Linked DNA regions of Mus musculus: region 2 is linked to region 1. Evidence: chromatin loops called from intact Hi-C (ENCODE). Cell type or tissue: heart. All regions are shown on one strand. Each heading gives the region's core, and the rest is flanking DNA. Links, peaks and the distances in the headings are about the cores only.

Region 1 (9,993 bases), core at 1,410-9,409:
TAGTTCTTCTTTACCCTTAAGGTCAGCCCATCACAAAAACAGAAACCGTTAAATACCCCCCACACAGAGAAAACGGAGAAAATTCAGGTCTGTATGTCATTTATCAGAGACTCTGCTCTCAGCAGCCAGGGCTCCGTCTCAGTGTCACTGCCTGTTGAATGTTCCTCAGCACCCAAGTCTACTCTGCACCTTGTGCTAGCAGCATGCAGGTGCCCCGAGGCGTAGGACTGGAGTGTAGCGGGTGGGGGATTATCATCCGGTGCCAGCAGCTGAGCCTACAGGGAACCCACTAGGAAGAGGCAGTTCACTTGAGGCAGCCTGGTCCCTAAGCCAGTTGTCCCTGCCTCCCTCCAGCCCCGGCACTCCTTTCCCAAGTGCTTAGTGGAGGGTAGCCGAGGTTCGGCAGGAGGCCATGCTCACCCTGTTTGACCTAAGCTTTCCTGGTTTCCCCTTTTTGAATGAAATCGTAGTTGTTGAGATTGGCTTCTCTCTCATGAGGTCGCTGCACATGTGACATTGAAGGAAGCTCTGCTGCTATGTCCTACATGGTCCGTCTCAGCCCTAGGTCCCTCATTCTCACTGTGGATAGCCCTTTCCATAAACACGCCCGGTTGCATGCAGAGTGTGCAGTTTATGTCTTCTGGAGAACTCATGGTCTCGTGGGTTCCCAAGACGGGCAGCGCCCCAAACTTGCTTAACTTGTCTTCAGAGGCCCAGCAGCCACTTTGTCGCCCACTTGAGCTGGTGCCGTGGCTGCGGAAGGATGACGCCCCTCTGCACAGTCCCAGCATGCCCTTTCTCGGAGCCCCTCCCCATGCTAGTGTGCCAGCACCCCCTAACCGAGACCGCGCAAGGCCGCAGCAGAGGAAGCTTGGCCACCAGAGTGGACAGAGGGGCCGGAGAGGCTTCGCCCGGGGGTTTGTCTCCTTGTCCGCAGTGAGCGTGTCTGTGTCCCGCTTGTACTGTTTGGAAATGACCTACTGGAATTGCAAAACCTAGTTTCTCTTTACATTTCAGCCTTGACCTTTGCTGTGTTCTAGAACAGTCATGTGAGGGTAGAACTGAAGAGGGAGAGCGGGAGACCTGCCGTGAGCTTGGTTCCTTCTCCTTCCTTTACTGTTGAGAAGTGTGCCTGCCTCTGATGCTGTCCCCAGTGCCGCGCGGCTGCTCCTCCATCCTATTGATACAGTATTGTGCATGCTGGTGTTGTATTTCTATACGGTAGCTTGACATTTATTACCTTACACTGTAGGTGTTATGTATCCTATGACAAAAAAACTTAAGACTTCAATTTTTTTTTTAAACTTCTTTTTTTTAATTTAATTTTTTCCTTTCAGGGGTAAAGTTTGCTTTACCAAATAGTGATTGTAACAGATTGATCTGTTTTGGATGTTGCTATAGTGACATGCAGTTCTATATTTTGTTTTTCAGGGGGGAGGGGACAAAAGAAACACCAGTGTTAGCTTACTCTTAATAATGTCTGGTGTTTGTCATGGTGAAACTATAACTATCGCAGTGCAGGAGAACGCGCGGACGTTCTCAGAACGCGCCTCTGTGCTTTCTTGTCATGTTATGCAGTGAAAATATTTTTAAGGTCTAATCAAGTGATTTTTTCCCCCCCAACTCCGTGTTTCGCTAAGGAATTATTTCGCACACGGACCATTCTTAGCAGTTTCCTCAGTGATGGAATATTCATGAATGTGAGTCATTATGTAGCCGTCGTACATTGAGCAAAATAAACTTACAGATCTGATGTCGGCGGTGCCCAGCTTCATTTAATAGCGTTTAACTGCTGTGTTTTTGACAATGTGATTGGCGGTGGGCGTCCTCCACCTCCACTGGGGAGTGAGGCTGGCGGGGGTTGGGGCTCAGAGGCTCAGCTCTGGTCTAGCAGGTGGGAGGGTTAGATTTGACTTCCTGGCACAGTTTGTAGGGGCTGGGGGGTGGGAGTGGAGATGGAGCAAGTTGGTTTGGTGGTTTTACATCTGTGATCCCAGTACTTGATACTCTGAGGCAGGAGGATCACAAATTCAGGGCCAGCTTACATTTATTATACAGTGAGACAACTGACTGAGGTGCTTCGCAGTCATGTCACATCCCCAGGGCTTGTGCTGGGTCCGCTAATGTGTCATTTAGGAGGGATTGATATGACTGAAGAGTGGAGCTTGGTAGGCTCACTGTCACCCAGGCAGAGTAAGCTGAAAGATCAGCTTGCCACCGGAGAGCTGGAGTATGTATAGGCTTGCACCTCTGAGTTCAAGACCAGCCTGGTCTACAAGAGCAAATTCCAGGAGAGCCAGGGTTGCCCAGAGAAACCCTGTGTTGTAGGAGTGGGGGGAGAATGTAGTAATAACCAAGAGGCACATAGCAGCACCCTGGATGCTAAAGTAAGGTCTTGAGTTCAAAGCCAGGCTGGGTGACCAACATAGGAAGAGCCTGTCTTTAAAAAGGGGGGAGTAAAAGCAATACAGAAAGGGTGGTGGCAGGAGTTGGGAGTGGTGCTAGTGGAGTGACCTACCCACGTACTTGGGACCCTCCCTATCTGAGTACTGCTCCTTCCAAGAACTCTGGAGGTGGGAGCACGGCAGGCTCTTTCTGCCCGGGACATATGCTCCTGTTACTGCTCTCTCCTCACTCTATTTATGCGTGATTACCACATGTGTTGGCCTTGACACTGGTCAGCTGAACCTGCTGTTGACTCACAGGGTGATCGGGTGGCCAAGAACGGCAGTCTGGGCCTCAGTCAAGCTTGGGGGAACGGCCTCCGCCGAAAACTAACCCCGCTAACAGCAGTCTCTATTTCTGGGAGTTGACATTCAATAACCAGATGAATCTGAATTCAGCCGAGGTCTGACAGACAACTTGCCTGGTGGGCCTGCCGCTGTCGTTTTCCTAGCTCTGCCATGGCAGCCTACAGTTAGATCTGAAGAGCCACAAATTTGGCCTCTTGTGATCAACTGGGTATCTATGGGCAGGGAAAAGCCAACTGGGCTTAGGACAGCAGTTCTAAGCTTTCCTTATGCTGTGACCCTTTCATTTCCTCATGCTGTGACATAAACACTATTTTCATTGGCACTTCATAACTGGCTTTGCTATGGTTATGCAACCTGAAGGGGTCCTGACCACAGATTGAAAAACGCTGAGTTAGAGAGGCCCTGACTCGACAACAAAACCAAACAGCTGGGTGTGAGTGTGCACTGACTTTAATCTCAAGTAAAGACAGGCAGATTTCTGCGTTTGTATGTGAGAGGGTTATGTAGCCCAGGCTGGCCTCAAACTCTTAAATTCTTCTGCCTCCGCCTCCCAATTCTTGAGATTAAAGGTGGTCACTGCACCCAGGCTAATAGCTAAAGATTTTGCCTGGCCTCCACCCTGGTCCACCTAGCAGAGCCCATTGCCTACATTGTCAAGGCCCAAACTACAGGTCTGGATATTGCCAGCACCCAGCAAAAAAAGCACCGGGCTTCTTCCCTTGGACCTGTAGATAGGATGGTTGACTTCTGCTTGCTTCACCAGGTGAGGTAGGTCTGCTGGTCTGTAGTTGTCCTACCTCCAAAAACAAGATGGGGAACAGTGTAGCTGTCCGTGCTCACAAGGGACCTCTGAGCAGGCAACCCTGAGACATTGTGAGTCTGCATCAAGGGAGTCTCACCACTTCCGTTCTTTCCCACCATAATGGATATGACTGGGTCCCCTTAGACTTTTTTCTTTTTTTTTTTTTTTTTAAGATTTATTTATTATATGTAAGTACACTGTAGCTGTCTTCAGAAACCCTAGAAGAGGGACATCAGATCTCATTACAGATGGTTGTGAGCCACCATATGGTTGCTGGAATTTGAACTCTGGACCTTCAGAAGAGCAGTCTGTGCTCTTAACCACTGAGCCGTCTCTCCAGCCCTAGACATTTCTTTAATCTCACATAGAGCTGGGTTTGCACAAGGGGATCGCGATGGTTGCTGAGTTTTCTTAGGTGTGGGTTGGTTTGGCAGGTCTCAGGACAGGATCTAGTGCTCCTAAGAACCACTCTACCAGCTGGGCAGTGGCACACCATAAGCCCAGCACTTGAGGCAGAGATGGGTGTGGCTCTGAGTTCCCGGGAGGGGGTGTGTCACTCTACTGCTGAGCTTCTTGCCCCCTCCTCAGCCAATCACTAGAGAATGTTTGACGGGTGCTGTGTGGTATGTATGAGTAGCCCTTGCTTGCTGGGGGATCCCCCTCCCCCAAGCTGTGCCTTGGTTGTTAGTGCTTTAGTTAGTGTGGGAACTTTGGATTCCACAGGAGCAATAGTGCTTTCCAAAAGTACTTTCCCCATATCAGTTAGAAGGGGTTTTGCCAGCCAGCCAGGCAGTGGTGGCAAAGATTGCCTTTAATCCCAGCACTCTTAAATTTGAGGCCAGCCTGGGTCTACAGGATGAGTTCCAGAACAGCCAGGGCTACACACAGAAACCCTGCCTCAAAAAGGGTGGGTGTGGGAGAGAGAGAGAGAGAGAGAGAGAGAGAGAGAGAGAGAGAGAGTGTGTGTGTGTGTGTGTGTGTGTGTAAGGAGTGTTCCCTAGAGTTGAAGATTCTTCTTGCAAAAGAACTGCTGGGAATACTGCTGTCCCTCCACAGTGCTGACTTCTCAGTCTGCGTGAAGTAAGGGAGGGGGGCAGAAGGGTGGAAACCTGGCCCCTCGGTCAGGAAACGAGAGTTGGGCAACTATCGGCTGGGTAAGCCCAGCCTGTTCTGAGTCAGTCTTTGAATTTTAATCATTCTAACTGTTGTCCAGAGCCCCACCATGATATACCCTATTGTGGGGGCAGAAGCTAGAGGTGCCATATCATTGGTATATGTGGTGCATTGACTTAAAAAACAAAACAAAAAACGCAAGGTTTTATTTCTAGTCTGGAAGTCAGAATGCCTTTCCCTTCCAAGTGCTGGGAATAAGGGCATTGGACAGAGACTAAGCCGTGGTCACGGACTGGATCCCCCTCTTAGACGTTTCAAGACAAAATGAAGCTGGGTAAGGATAACAGGCCCTGGGAGGGAGCTCAATCAAATTGGTAAAGTGTTTGCTTATCATACATGAAATCGAGCCAGGTGTGGTGGTGCACACCTTTAGTTTCAACATTTGGGAAGCAGAAGCAGGTAGATCTGTGAGTTCAAGGCCAGCCTGGTCTACAGAGCGAGTTCCAGGACAGGGCTACACAGAGAAACCCTGTCACAAAACAAACAAACAAAAAAAAACAACAAAAACAACCCACAAACTCCATGCACATCAAGACCACCAGGGTGCATGTGGGGGCACACCTGCTGAAGTGGGGTACACCTGATATTCCTAGCACTCTCAGAGGCTGGAGGCTGAGTTCTAGATTGAGAGCTGGAGCCGAGGCTAGGTTGGGAAGAGTGTGCCGTGCTTTTACCAGGACCCAGCACCCTGGCAAGCCAGGCGACCTGTGCTCCAAAGGACCGTCAACAACTGATGCTTGCTGCCTTCCAGCCTACCTGAGGAAATTCACATCCCAGGTTCAGGAAAAGAGCCTGGCTCCGGAAGAGGCAGTAAGCAGTAGAGGATACCCCAACACCCTCTTCAGGCCTCTGCATATGCCTGTGTACACAACACACCCACACAAAATCTTTTTTAAAGTTGCAAGGTAATGTTCAAGACTAGCTTGGATTGCATGAAACCAGTCTCAGAAAGAAAGGAAAGCAAAGTTAAAAGCGGGGGAGGATGCTGAGAAGATGAGGTGCAAAACGAAGACACATTTCTGGGGTTCAAGGCCTACTTCCATACATTTCAGACTAGCTTGGGCTGCATATGACCGGGTCTCAAAGTTTTGTCAGGCCCTGTGAGTATAGAACTCCAAAGACGGCTAGGAGCAATGTTGTGAGTTTGAAGCCAGAGTCATACAGTTAGACCTTGTCTAAAAGAAACAAAAAAGGAAAGAAAGAAAAAAGGCCAAGGAAGGTAGAGCGTTAATACAAGATCCTGGAGTTGGGGTAACTGGGATTGGGATTCAGGAATCTTCCCTTCTGGGATCTATTTTCCCCAAACCCTCAATGACTCCAGCACCGACGTCCTCTGCCTCCCCCTGGTGGGTACTGCCGGTTCTGCAGCTGTCCCCGTTAGTGCGGGTATTTGCTTCCAGCCTTGAGCCCAGACCCTGATGACAGTAGCGACCTCGAGGCCAGCCCATCTGAGATCTCCATTCCCGAGTTTCTGCATGTTCCCCTTCCCAAACACCTGGGCTTGAAACGAAGGATTGTGCTGCCTGCGTGTGCCCATAAGAGCCAGGCATCTAAGAGTGACCACTCTCCTACCTCTGGCCATTGCGGACTGCCCAGGTACCCGGCTGTAAGCTAGGCAGGGCTGCGGCTCAGCCCCGCCCCACCCAGCACGGAGATTGCCTTCTAGCCCGAGCGTGGCAAGAGCCAATCACAAGCCAGCATCTCGCCTCCGTGCCAATGGCCGGCCTGTTGCTGGGTCTCGCATCCCTCCTTTGGAATTCGCCTGCCGAGCCCGCCGCAGTGCTAATGCGGAGCTTATCATGGCTTCCGGGTCCTCTTCACTCCGCTTTGTCTCCTCCTTTGTAGTCCTTACCGAATAATCTGCTTTGGCCTTTTAGGGCGTAAAAACCTCCTTTAGAGGGTGGTGCATCAAGCTCCAGGTGGTCCTCGCCCTCAGGGTTGCTATAGAAACAGTGACCCACTCTCTGACCTCTAAGCTTGCTGCAGTCCCTAATCTCCATATTATCTTCCCGAACCGATCCCAAGAAATCTATCTACATTTCTCCTGTGTCCTTAACTGGGGAACCGGGGCTCAGCATCTTTGTGCTCCAGTCCACATACTCTGGGAGAGCCCAAAGGTGAATGACCAATATGCCAAGTTTCATCCCCTCACACGCTGGCCCTTTGGTAGTGGGCTATGATAGGCTATGATAGTCCGGGGGACCTAGAAGCCAGTTTCTTCTCTCTGTAGTATTCAAGGCCCCAGCCAGCTCTGGTCAGATATTTACGATTTCAAATTAATGGTGGCCAATTAGGAATCAGCTTGCAACAAGGTCAGAAGAAGAAAAGAGTGTCGGCTCCTCCCTTGTCATTTTCTAACCATGAATTAGGGAGATGAGGCTAGGTGTGGAGGTGCACGCCATTTATCCCAGCACTCAGAAGGCAGTGGCAGTCTTATGACAGTGAGTTCGAGGACAGCATGGTCTGCATACCAAATTCCAGGACAGCCAGATAGACAGCTACATAGTAGTAGTAGGAGGATTGGAGGAATTGTGTGTGTTTACATGTGTGAGTGAGTTCTCTCCTTCCACCATGTGGACCTCAGATATTAAATTCAGGTCTCTCAACAGACTTGGCACGGGCTCCTTTCTCCACGATGCCATCTCATTGGCTCAAAGATCAGTTTTCTGTCATTCAGCCATGCCTCATCTTGTATGAGGGAAGAAAAATCAGGGTTTGAATTCACATTTCACTGTGTCCTAAGTATGCAGGGCATACCATTTAGCCTACCTACCTCACAAAGAGTGTCGGTGGAGGGCTACACAGAGAAATCTCAAAAAATCAAACCAACCAAACACACACACACACACACACACACACACACACACAGAGAGAGAGAGAGAGAGAGAGAGAGAGAGAGAGAGAGAGAGAGAGAGCAAACTATAACTCATGGCTCAGGTTTGTAATTCCCGGATACAGGGGTGAGATTGGTATATGGAGGTGCTGAGACAGGAGGATGGCAAGTTTAAGTCAATGAACTCCTGTCTCAAAATAAATTGGGTAGGGAAAGGGGAGATTAAATTACCTCAGTAAAAAGTAGACCTCTTGCTTAGAATCCCCCAGTGAGGGGCTGGGGGCATGGCTTAGTTGTAGAGCCCCTGCCTAGAATCCCCCCAGGGAGGGGCTGGGGGCGTGGCTCAGTGGTAGAGCCCCTGCCTAGAATCCCCCAGGGAGGAACTGGGGTGCAGTTTTGTGGTAGCAAGCTTACCTTTCATGACTAAGGCTAACGACATAGAACCAAACAATTACTTGATACTCACTGGCTTCCTGCTGCTGCTCTAAGGAATTGGCTCAGTTGCAGCACACACACAGGGCTCAAAGCCCTGGGTTCAATCTCCAGCACCACAAAAAATGATACAGGAAGCTGAGTGTGGCAGAGTATGGTTATGTATATTTCTAATTCCAGCATTTGGGAAGCTCCGACAGGAGGATCAGAAGTTCAAGGCCAGCCTAAGTCAGAAATGGACACTTCAGTTGCCTAGCAACCAGACAGCCTTTGGTTCCATCCCTCTCACCACAGAAATCTAGTGTGACACATGTCTGTGATATTGAAGGCAGGAAGATCAGGAGTACAAGATCATTCTCAGCTACACAGCAAGGTCAACACTGCACTGTATGAGACCTTGTTTTTTAAAAGGGCGGCAGCTGAGTATGGTGGTGCATGCCTTTAATCCCAGCACTTGGGAGGCAGAAGAGGTGGATCTCTGAGTTCGAGGCCAGCCTGATCTACAGAGTGAGTTCCAGGACAGCCAGTAGTATAGAGAGACCCTGTCTCAAACAAACAAGCAGGGAGGGGCTGATGGTTCACTAGTTAGGAGCTTGTCCCAGCACCTACCTCTTGAGGCTCGCAACTACCTGTATCTTCAGCGCCCCCTTCTGGCCTCTGCAGGCACCTGCATGCATGTACACATACCTACACACAATTAAAAAAAATTTTTTTTAAAGGGAGCTAGATAGTGGTGTTTCATGCTTTTAATTCTAGAACGTGGGAATCAGAGGTTATACAGAGAAACCCCATCTCAACACCACACCCCCAAAAGAACCTGAACAACAAAAAATTTAAAAAATTTTAAAAAAGCAAGGGTTTATCCCGGGTACACGTCAATATTGCTAGTCATCACTGGAGGAAATCAGGAACCTGGAGGCAGGAGCTGGTGCAGAGGCCATGGAGGGGTGCTGCTTACTGGCTTTCTCAGCCTGCTTTTTTATAGGACCCAGGACCACCAGCCCAGGGATGGCCCCACACACAATGGGCTGGGCCTTTCCCCATCAATCATTAATTAAAAAAATGCCTTACAGCCAAATCTGATGGAGATCTCTAAATTTAAGCCAGTCTGGTCTACAGAATGAGTTCCAAGGCAGCCAAGATTACACAGAGAAACCCTTTCTGAAAAAAAAAAAAGTAAAATGAATAAATAAAAAATTAAAGTATACACAAAAAGTGGCAGTTTGCATGGCCTGCTCACAAGTACCTGAATGCGCCTCTGCTGCCTCTTAGTGGCCTAGGGTTGCTAGTGGATAAGTGACAGCTAGCAGGTGTTGGCTGTGCGGAGAGTTAAGACACAATCGGGAACAATTCCTATCTGAAAGGTGCATAGGGAAAGCCAAAGGTCTAATATGGCTGCTAGTAACAGAATGGGCTAGCAGTCAACAGGCCCAAGCACTGGTCAGTCCCACAGTAGGGACATTTCAGTGGCTTTGAGGACCCTTGGAAACAGGCTAGAAGCAGAGAAGATAAGCCCAGAGCACACTCAGAGATCTCTCTCTTTTTCCTTCTCCTTCCCTTCTTCTCACTCTCCCTCTCTCTTTCTCTTCCCTCACCCCTACCCGTTCCTTCTTGCTCCCATGTGGGTGACTGTCTGTATGTGGAGGACAGTGTTAGCATCCAGAAAAGGCACTGTCTGCCTCCCTTGAAACAGGCTCTCTCATTGGTCTCTAAGTAAGCTGGGCTGGCTACCAGTGGGCTTCTGGAATCTGTTATTTCTACCTCACTGGTGTGGGGGTTACAAGCATGCTCCACCACATCCAGAAGTTTTACTCGGTTAAAAGCCCCCAGAAAGGATTGAACTCAGGTCCCCAGACTTGCTAAGGCAAACACTTTATCAACTGGGCTATCTCTCAGACCCTAGACCTGGGCCTCTTACCTGATGTCTTCTCTAGTCTGATAGAGTTAGAAGTTGGTCAGCGAACCCCTGGTTAAGGTAGGGTGTCTGGGAGAGTGCTCAG
Region 2 (9,993 bases), core at 1,078-9,077, 140 kb before region 1:
TTGGAAGAGCAGTCGGCGCTCTTAACTGCTGAGCCATCTCATCAGCCCTCAAAAATAGTTTTAAATTTTATCTTATTATATGAGAATGGGTGTTTTACCTGAATGTATGTATGGGTACCACCTGTGTGCCTGGTACCCAGAGAGGTCAGAAGAAGGCATCAGATCCCCTGGAACTAGAGTCAGAGATGGATATGAGCCACCATGTAAATGCTAGGAGTCAAATCAGGGTCCTTTGGAGGGGCCAGTTTTCTTGTCCACTGAGCTATCTCTCTCCAGACCCTAAGACAAGTTTTATTGCACTAATTTATCATGTGTGTGCTGGAGGAAGGGTGGCATGCACATGCTCTAGCAATGTGTATGAAGGTCAGAGGACTACTTTTAGGAGTTGGTTCTCTGTTCCCCGTGTGGGTTCTGGGGACTGAATCTGTGTCCCCAGACTCAGCCCAGGGCCTTTACAGGCAGATGAGAGGGAGGGAGTTGCCTGAGGTCTGTTCCCACCCTGTGTTCCAACACCTATGCTCTGCTGAGTGATGAATCACGGTGCAGTCACCTCCCCACAACCCCCAATCCTGGATGTTTTTCCTTTTTCACAAAGAACTTGTTTTTGACTGATGAGCGATGAAGCTATGGGTCAATGGGTGTCATGACATTTCCTTATATAGAGTCCTCCGGGATCCTTTAATAAAACGTTCTTGGCACTTGGGACATAGCTCAGCAGTAAAGCACCTGCCTAGAATCCCCCAGTGAGAGACTGTGGGTGTCGTTCAGTGGTTAGAGCCTCTGCCTAGAATTCTCCCCAGTAAAGGGCTGGGGATGTGGCTCAGTGGTAGAGCATTTGCCTAGCATATATGAGGGCCCAAGTAGAGACCCCAGCAGCACAATAGAGGAATAGTAAGTACATAAATTCCTCCCACTGAGTGTGGTAGTTAATCCTAACACTTGGGAGATAGAGGCAGGAAAATCACAGGACCCTGTCTCAAGAAGAGAACAAAAGTAAATGATCCACACAGCTTTAATCCCAACATTCAAGAGGCAAGGATATTCAGGGATCTCTGAGTTCAAGGCCAGCCTGGTCTACATAGTGAGTTCCAGGCCAGCCAGGGCTACATAGTAAGTAAGACATTGTCCTGCTACGTCCAAAGAAACAAAGTAAAAAACCTCTTTACAACCTGGTTGGTGCTAGAGACTCATCCCAAGGTTTCTAGTGCTCCTGCTGTGTGGAACTCTGGGGCAAAATGTCCCCTCAGGGTTTGATGGGGCCCAGCACAGCATCAGCTAACTGTTCTGGGCAGGACCACTGACACCTCTGTGACACCTCAGCCAGCATAGCCTAGGGCAGGAGATCACCAGTGGGTGGCTTCTGACGATGGCCTCCAGATGACCTGAGGGAGGGATCTAACTTCATGAAACATTAGGAATTTGCCAACACCCATGTGCCACCAGTGCCTAGCATATATTAAATCAACATTCTCATGGCTGACAGGAGCTGCTAGTATTGTGGACAGCCATCTCCAGCTTCTCGTCAGGCATGTCTGGCACGTCAGGCTGTCCTTTGGTATTTAGTTCATTCCTCCATGTAATCCCACAGTGGTGTCAGAGTCCTGGCAGGGCTGGCACAGCAGCGAGCCCGTGACAGTGAACGCCTGTGAGCTGGGCTGTGCTAGCAAGGCAGCTTCTTAAATTTTTATTTTATTTTCAATTTTTTAGACAGGGTGTTTTAGTCAGAGTTTCTATTGCTGCAATGAAACACCATCTCCAAAAAGCAAGTTGGGGAGGAAAGGGTTTATTCAGCTTACACTTCCACATTGCTGTTCATCACCAAAGGAAGTCAGGATAGGAACTCAAGCAGGGCAGGAACCTGGAGGCAGGAGCTGATGCAGAGGCCATGGAGGGAGGGGTGCTGCTTACTGCTCCCTCCTCAGGGGTTGCTCATCCTGCCTTCTTATATAAACACCAGCCCAGGGATGGCCCCACCCACAATGGGCTGGGCCCTCCCATGCCTTACAGCTGGATCTCATGGAAGGCCATGCCTTACAGCTGGATCTCATGGAAGCTTTTTTCCTCAACTGAGGCTCCTTCCTCTCTGATGACTCTTTCTTGTGTCAACTTGACACACAAAACCAGCCAGTACCCAGGGTCTCACTAGGTTGCTTAGGCTGCCCTGAAACTTGCTATGTAGACAAGGATGGTCTCAAGGTCACAGAGATCCTCTCTGCCTCTGCCTCTGCCTCTGCCTCTGCCTCTGCCTCTGCCTCTGCCTCTGCCTCTGCCTCTGCCTCTGCCTCTGCCTCTGCCTCTGCCTCTGCCTCTGCCTCTGCCTCTGCCTCTGCCTCTGCCTCTGCCTCTGCCTCTGCCTCTGCCTCTGCCTCTGCCTCTGCCTCTGCCTCTGCCTCTGCCTCCTGGGCTCAAAGATGTGTGCAATAACACTGGGATCAGTTTTGTTTTGTTTTTTTAAAATATTTTTAAATATTAAAAATTTGTGTGTGTGTGTGTGCGCACGTGTACATTTGTGCATGTGTTTGTGGTTGCCCAAAGATACCATAAACAGCCTGGCTCCCCCGGAGCTGCATTTCAGGTGGTGCTGATGTGGGTGCTGGGAAGCAAGCTTGGGAGCTGCAGATACTCTCTCTCTCTCTCTTTTTTTTTTTTTTGGTTTTTCGAGACAGGGTTTCTCTGTATAGTCTTGGCTGTCCTGGAACTCACTTTGTAGACCAGGCTGGCCTCGAACTCAGAAATCCACCTGTCTCTGCCTCCCAAGTGCTGGGATTAAAGGCGTGCGCCACCACCGCCCGGCTGCTGCAGATACTCTTAACTGCTGAGCCCTTGCTCCAGCATCCCTGCCTTTCAAATCACTATTATTCTGCAGGAGAGAAGGGTACCGAGTGGCCTGCGTGTGTGTGGAGATCGGACGCCAACCATGTGAACTTGTTCTCTCCTTTCAGCTTTACCCAGGTTCCAAGAATCAAACTCAAGGCTTCCTAGCTATGGCGGCAAATGGCTTTACAGTCTGAGCCACCCCGTCCACATTTCCCGGCCAGCCATTTTGCAAGTAGCACGCTGTGCCAATGTACCATGCTGTGCTTTGGAAAGTTTTGTGGATTTTTTGTTTTTGTTTTTTTTTTCGAGACAGGCTTTCTCTGTGTAGCCCTGGCTGTCCTGGAACTCACTTTGTAGACCAGGCTGGCCTCGAACTCAGAAATCTGCCTGCCTCTGCCTCCCAAGTGCTGGGATTAAAGGCGTGCGCCACCACCGCCCGACTAGTTTTGTGGAGTTTAAGGCTCTCTGTTTGCTTGCTCCTTCTCTCTTCCTAGGGAGAAGGGAAAAGCCACAGCAAGATAGCACATGGTTAGCTTTCCGCCTGCCATCTTGAGACTTGAGTCTTGGGCAATGGTGGGGGTAGGGTGGGGTGGGTGGGGTGGCGCGTGCATGTGCGTGTGTATGTGTGTGTGTGTGTGTGTGTGTGTGTGTGTGAGATGTGTGTGGGTGTGCCAGTGAGTGGAAATCAGAGGCTCTCTCCTCCTACCATGTAGGTCCTGGTGACCAAACTCAGTTTGGCAGGCTTTGGCAGCAAGCACCTAGTAGCCTCCTCCCCAGCCATCGTCTGGTCTCTGTGTTGATGTTAGGGGCTAGGGACGTAAATTCCCCCTCCGTTGTTGGTAACACCTTCATGAAACTTGAACAACAACTGACACAAGTCTCTGGACTGGGGAGATGGCTCAGCCGTCAGGAGCACTGACTGCTCTTGCAGAGGGTGCTGGGTCAACTCCCCGTACCGACACAGTGGCTCCCAACTGCCCATAACTCCAGTCCCAGTAGCTCAACCCCCCTCTTCTGACCTCTGCGAGCACCAGGCACAAATTCAGTGCACACACGGACATGCAGGCAAAACACTCATACACATAAAACAAACAAAGCTTAAAATTTTTTTTTTGTTTTAAAGAAGGCTGTGTTATTTTCTATTGGGGTGGGGAGATGTCCCCAGGCACATGCCCTGCATATCTGCCACTCTAGAAGTTGAGAAAGGAACATACAGAGTTCAAGATCTAGTGAGCGAACATATCAAGATCTTGTCTCAGCACGCACACACACACACACACACACACACACACACACACACGACACCCCCCACCCCCACCCGCACCCCCAGAACTCCTTTTTCTGGGAATGTGATGGAACTCTCCCTGGTGTTAGGTGCATGAAGATCTCCATTCTCATTCCTGTGTGCATGTGTTTAATTTTGTGTTTTTGAGGCAGAGCCTCAGACTGTAAATATGACAACAGTCTTTAACTCCCAGTCCTCCAGTTTCCCCATCCATCTCTAAAGTATTGGCCTCAAAATCACAGTAATTTAAAAAAAAAAAAATCACAGCAATTCTCCAGCCTCGGGGCCCCAACTGACATCCCACTGCCTCTCCCACTCCCACCCTAACCCTGACCCCATCCCCTCCACCCCACTCCGCCCATGCGGGCCAAGCCTGCTGTTTTCCATTTTCTTCCCTTTCAGGACTTTGTAGAGATTGCAAAGGCATACTCTCGCCCCCGTGTGGCGGCGGCGGGAATCACCACAGACTGTAAAAGTACCTACAGCAAGCCACGGGGCACCAGGATCACAAAGTCTGGGGATCCTTTCGCAAGTCTAGCTGAACCTTTAGCTCTTTAAAATAAATCTTAAATCATACACTTTAAAATAAAATTTAAAATACACCTGAAAAATAAAGACCTGTTAATTATCTTGCATTTGCAGGTGTCGGGGTGCAGAGGACAAGGGGATGGGGAGGTTTGGGGGGAGCACACGTGCCTTATTTTTGTAGAGGTCAGGGTCAGAGGACAACTTGCCAGAACTGGTTCTCTCCTCCCACGTGAGAACAATTCATGAATTCATGTCAGTCGACTTGATGGCATCTCACAGGCCCTTCATTCATCTTTTAACTCAGCAAATACCAGTGGTCAAGGAAACAAGGACGGGTGCTGGGACAAGTTGTGTGGGTGTGGGGGACCGAGTATCTCTTTCCCAACGCCAAGGCAGGTTAGCCCTCTCCTGGTCCACAGGGCCCTCTGCTCTCATCTGGTCCAATTTCAAAAGTTGCTCCACGCACGTTTCTCTGGCCACTGGAGCATTTGGCTGGGTGCAGCTTCTATCTACACCTCTAGGGGTCACCTGCATGCTGGGGGTTCGGCAAGATGGGGACTAGAACTCAGAGGCAGAGGTTCACCGACTTGATAAAGATCTGCCACTGAGGCCTGTGCCAGGAGGGAGAGTGGCTGTGGCCGCTTGATTCTGAAAAGTGAGCACGTTTCTCTGTTATTCCAAAGCACAAACTGGCGGCAATCAAAGGACCCGTAAGAGGCAGCGCCAGAGCACCACCATATGCTCCTGTCGCAGAGCCAGCCTGAGCAACACTCCTGCCATAGTAACATTTATTAACTTCCAAAAAGCTTGATCAGACAAGCCCCGTGGGACATGGGGTAGGGTGGCTGAACAGTGAGGGCAGGCAAGGGTCGCCGTTAAAGAAAATTTGGTACCTCTGCAGGCTCAGCCTGGATGAGTCGGAAATACATTCTTCCCTGACCCCTGACAGGACAGGAATGCAGATGGAGCAGTAAACTGGAGTGCATGCGCAAGGCCCTGCTGCCACGGGGCTACAACTCGCGGGCGCCCCCGCATGGTGATGGCAGGAACCACTGGCTTTGTCCTGGAGAGCTTTTCCTTTGATCGAGTGTACAGTGGGTCTCAAAGAGCCCACTATGGTAATTGGGAGAGTGACTCCGAGGATAGTTTGAGAGCATGACATCTCCCCAGCAGTAATAGATCCCACATCTGGACAGGTGTCAGTCTGCGATTCAAAGCAAGGTAGAGTCCTCCAAAGTTACAATCAGCTTTCCCCGAGGCCGTGTCTAACACTGTATGTGGTGCAGAATGCCAGATGCACAATAAATGATGCTGAGTGAGCCGAGAAGTGTGCAGAACCATCTCTCTGTGTGCACAGGGGCTGGGCTAGGTAGCCGACTGTCATTAATAGCCATTTACACTCTCTAACCAGTACACTTGGTGAGACCCATCCTCAGAAAGAGCGAGGGGGACGAAAGTGGTATTTGTGTAACTGCACCCCACCCCTGGTTGTTGGGTCAGACGGAAGGTGGCCTGAACCTCATATAACTCATGATGGGCCCAGCCCAACCTACTGACTGCCCAACAAGGCTGCCTACCGGGTTGTGTGTTTTTGTTTTGTTTTGGTTTGTTTCATTTGAGACCTGCTCCTGCCAGATATCCCAGACTAGCCTGAAGTACATGACCCTCCTACTTCAGCCTCCCAAGTGTGGGGATCGTAGCTTGTGTCAACCGTCCTGCTGCGTTCTCTGAAGTCTGGCTAAGGTGAAGATGAACTGGCCACCTCCTCTAGCCTTACATGAAGGAGGTTAAGTTGGCCAAGCTGACCTTGACCACCTGCAAGCATACTTACAGACAGAGCCTAGTGAGGGGCAAAAGCAGAAATAAAACAGCCAGGCAGATAGAAGGGGCTGTGCAGATGCAAGACCCCCACCCCCACCCCACAGGACCTGCACATCTGCTCTCTGCCCCTCACCCCAGGCCCAAGCTACAGAGACCAGGCTACGGGCTGAGACTGGGAAGGGGGTCCAGGCCAGGCTCGCAGCCCACCGGCAGTGTGGCAGCTTCGCTGGGGGGGATATGGTGAGTCATGTAACGTTTTCCCATGAAGGAGCCAATCCGCAGCTGCTCAGGAGCTTCCTCGGGCCACCACAGGCTGGAGCTGCAGGGGAGAGAAGAAAGGGGGGGGACGACGTTACATCCCTAACCAGAGGCCATCACATTCTAGCTGTGTCCCTTCCCCAGAATCTTTACCCGTCAGCCTATCCCCTCATCTCCTCACCTGTCCTCTTTTTTATTTGTTACATGAAATATGTAGTGCATAGGTATATGGGGGTGCGCGCACGCGTGCACACACACACACACACACACACACATGCATATGCCTGTGTGGAAGTTGGGTTGGGTTGGGTGTCTTCCTCTATCACTATACCTTACCTCTAAGAAAAAAATTCTGTTGGGGGGCGGGAAGCGGGGTGCACATGCCACGGGGTGCATATGGAGGACATAGGACAATTGGCATGAGACAGTTCTCTCTGCCATGTGGGTCCCACAGATCAAACTCAAGTCATCAGGCTTGGTAGCAAGAGGCTTTACCCACTGAGCCATCCTGCCAACATTATCTTACCTTTTTGAGCCAGGGTCTTTGACTATAACCTTTAATGACTGGCTGGCCACAGATTCTAGGGATCCTCCTGCCACTCCCCATGAGTTAGGTTACAGACTCGCTCGACCACATCTGGATTTTACGTGAGTGCTGGAGGTTCAAATTTGGGTCCTTGTCTGTGCAGGGAGCACTTCGCTCACTAAAGTGTCTCCCCAGTCCCCCTTCCCTCTGTTTTGGAGCCAGCTAGAGAGGCACCTCGTCCAGGTATACCGGGATAACCTACCCTAACGGCAGTTACCAAGACACTCCAGGGGCTCATGGAAAAAAGACAAAGCCCAGGGGAAAAACTCTGCCCCTGACTCCAGAGGAACTGCCACCCAGGTGACAGACACAGAGTGGAAGGGAGTCAGGAGAGGCTTTCTGGATCTAGGGATCCGGGCAGGGGAGAGGCGCCTGAGGGGTGTCGCCATCACTTACAAACGCGTAGTGGAAGCTGCCAGGAAAGCCAGGAGCAAGAGGCCGGCCAGGGCAGAGAGGATGGAAGTTATGACGATCATACAGCCGCTCCGTCGGCCAGGCCATGTGTCAATGGAGTTGGGATTCTTTCCTGCACACACAGGAACCATTCAGAGGCTGCTGACCTTCCCCACTCAAGCTCAGCGCTCAAGACTTGGCTGCCCCACGGCCCCAGAGAGCCTGCTGAGCCAATCTATCTTGGCCATTCCCCCCCCCCCCCAGCCTGAATCAGCCATTGCTGGTTCTTCTACACTAGACTCACCTTCTAGAACATTCCCTCCAGTTCCCTACCACAGGCAGATCTCAGGATTCACCTCATCACCTGGTCTTACTCCCTACAGCCTGGAATTGAAGGCCTTCAGATGACAGTCACCTGTCGCCTTACCCAACTGCCTTGGTAGCCCGATTCTGAAGGAAGTGCCACCCCCAACATGGCCTTTAGGTGGAGAAGGATGCTTGGGTCTTTCTCCCTGCACACAGTAGAGAGAACCTGGGGCAGAATGGGGCTGGACACCCAAGCAAGAGTGGATAGCTGTCAAGATGGAACTTGTCGGGCACACCTGTAATCTGTTACTTGAGAGGATGAGGCAGGGAATCCCAAGTTACAGGCCATCCTGGGCTACAGAGATTCAAAGTCAGCTTGGTCAATTTAGACCCTATCTCAATAAGTAAAGTAAAAAAGAGGCCTGGGAGCTGGGCGTGGTGGCGCACGCCTTTAATCCCAGCACTCGGGAGGCAGAGGCAGGCGGATTTCTGAGTTCGAGGCCAGCCTGGTCTACCAAGTGAGTTCCAGGACAGCCAGGGCTATACAGAGAAACCCTGTCTCGAAAAAAAAAAAAAAAAAAAAAAAGAGGCCTGGGATTGTACTTCTGTGTAGAGCCCCTGCCTAGAATCCCCCAGGGAGGGGCTGGGGGCATGGCTTAGTGGTAGAGCCCCTGCCTAGAATCCCCCAGGGAGGGGGTAGGGCCATGGATTGGTGTAGTACAGTACTTCCCTGGTTGCATAAGCTTCAACGCTTAGTACTAAGGGAAAAAGGTTTGGTTCTATTGTGATGTAGCTGACCCAAGTCCCACCCTTCAGCAAGAGTTTCGGGCGTGAGTTTCGTCAGTCTTAGATCCCTCACCCCAGTCTACCTTGGTGGAGATAAATGGGGTTGGACCACTTCGTCTCAGCCTTGGGTGGGCCGGCGGCATCCATTACAAGGAACTTCACACTGAAGAGACAGGAAAGCAATGGGGTCAAGAGTAAGACTCGGATGTCTTAAGTGAACATGGCAGCACAGGCCTGATATCCTAGGTACTCTGTAAGCTGTGGGAAGAGAACCACAAGTTCAGTGGCTGCCTGGCAACTTTGAGAGACCTTGTCTCAAAATAAAAGGTAAAACAAAGTGTTGAGGATATAGCTCAGTGGTAGAGCCCCTGCCTAGAATCCTCCAGGGAGGGGCTGGGGTGTGGCTCAGTGCTAGAGCCCCGCCTAGAATCCCCAAGGGAGGGGCTGGGGGGCGTGGCTCAAACTCTTGAGCTCAATACCAGCACAACAAAATAGAAGTTTAGGTCTATGGAGTTTGTGGGGCCAACCATTCTGAGAAGAGGGTAGGTTTCAAATTAGGAGCCCTGGCAAAGGCATGTGGGTGGAGTTAAGGGTGTGGTCAGGGCCTGTTGGGAGCCCCTAGGGCCTGGAGAGCAGGGAGGGAATACTTGGCACTATGCTATTCTCTCTCAGGGGTGGGAGCTCTAGGAAGAGAACAGAGTGGGCCCAACAGACAGATGGAGGGAAGCCAGCACTAGTGGCTGATGGGAAAGGGGGCAGGGCAGAATGGCTGTGAGGAAGACGTTATTGCCAGCCTGGATAAAGGAATCAGAGGGAGACATCACCCCGAAGTCTAGGCTCCCCACTACGGAGTCTCTCTGAGGGCACCTGGGCTCTTCATCTGGTGATGAACACTGAAGAGAACCTTGTTTGAATCCTAGCACAGCAGGCCTTGTTTCTTCATCTCTGCTATGGGTTGGGAATTCTGTCAGATCCTCTTGAGACCAGTAACTGGTTTCACGCAGAAATCCACATTCCCCTCTTAGAACACATCTGGGTTTTGTTGTTGTTTGTTTGTTATTTGTTTTGTTTTTTTTGGGGGTATCTTTTGGTTTTTTGAAATAACTGTCTCATATAGCCCAGGCTAGCCTTGAATTCAATTTGTGGCTGTGAATAACATACTCCTGCGTTTCCTGCCGTTTCACCTCTTGAGTGCTGGGATGGAACGGAGGGC

The links. A loop is a pair of places that touch in the nucleus more often than their neighbours do. Peaks named below come from ENCODE experiments on the same cell type or tissue, not always from the same donor. Only the 100,000 strongest peaks of a DNase experiment are listed, where the experiment ranks them.
Region 2: a loop joins it to region 1, with 2.7 times the contacts of the local background. A loop is called at or near these places in 9 of 42 quality-filtered maps.

The regions. Positions count from the first base shown.
Region 1 is chr5:135,900,169-135,910,161 of GRCm38, reverse strand. Ywhag (tyrosine 3-monooxygenase/tryptophan 5-monooxygenase activation protein, gamma polypeptide) reads left to right here. Exons shown (of 2, transcript NM_018871.3): 2 at 1-1,783. Among named protein-coding and RNA genes, the nearest start is that of Hspb1, 17 kb to the right of the region's middle. In heart, for the core only: CTCF peaks have their summits at 6,082 (motif pointing left), 8,645 (motif pointing left) and 9,262; DNase peaks (open chromatin) are centred at 2,681, 4,111 and 6,411; H3K4me3 peaks cover 1,167 bases; H3K27ac peaks cover 2,226 bases.
Region 2 is chr5:136,040,712-136,050,704 of GRCm38, reverse strand. Upk3b (uroplakin 3B) reads right to left here. Exons shown (of 6, transcript NM_175309.4): 4 at 8,864-8,943; 5 at 7,692-7,821; 6 at 5,712-6,770. The coding sequence ends at 6,611. Among named protein-coding and RNA genes, the nearest start is that of Upk3b, 7.2 kb to the right of the region's middle. In heart, for the core only: CTCF peaks have their summits at 4,364, 4,565, 5,155 and 5,660; a DNase peak (open chromatin) is centred at 4,524; H3K27ac peaks cover 253 bases.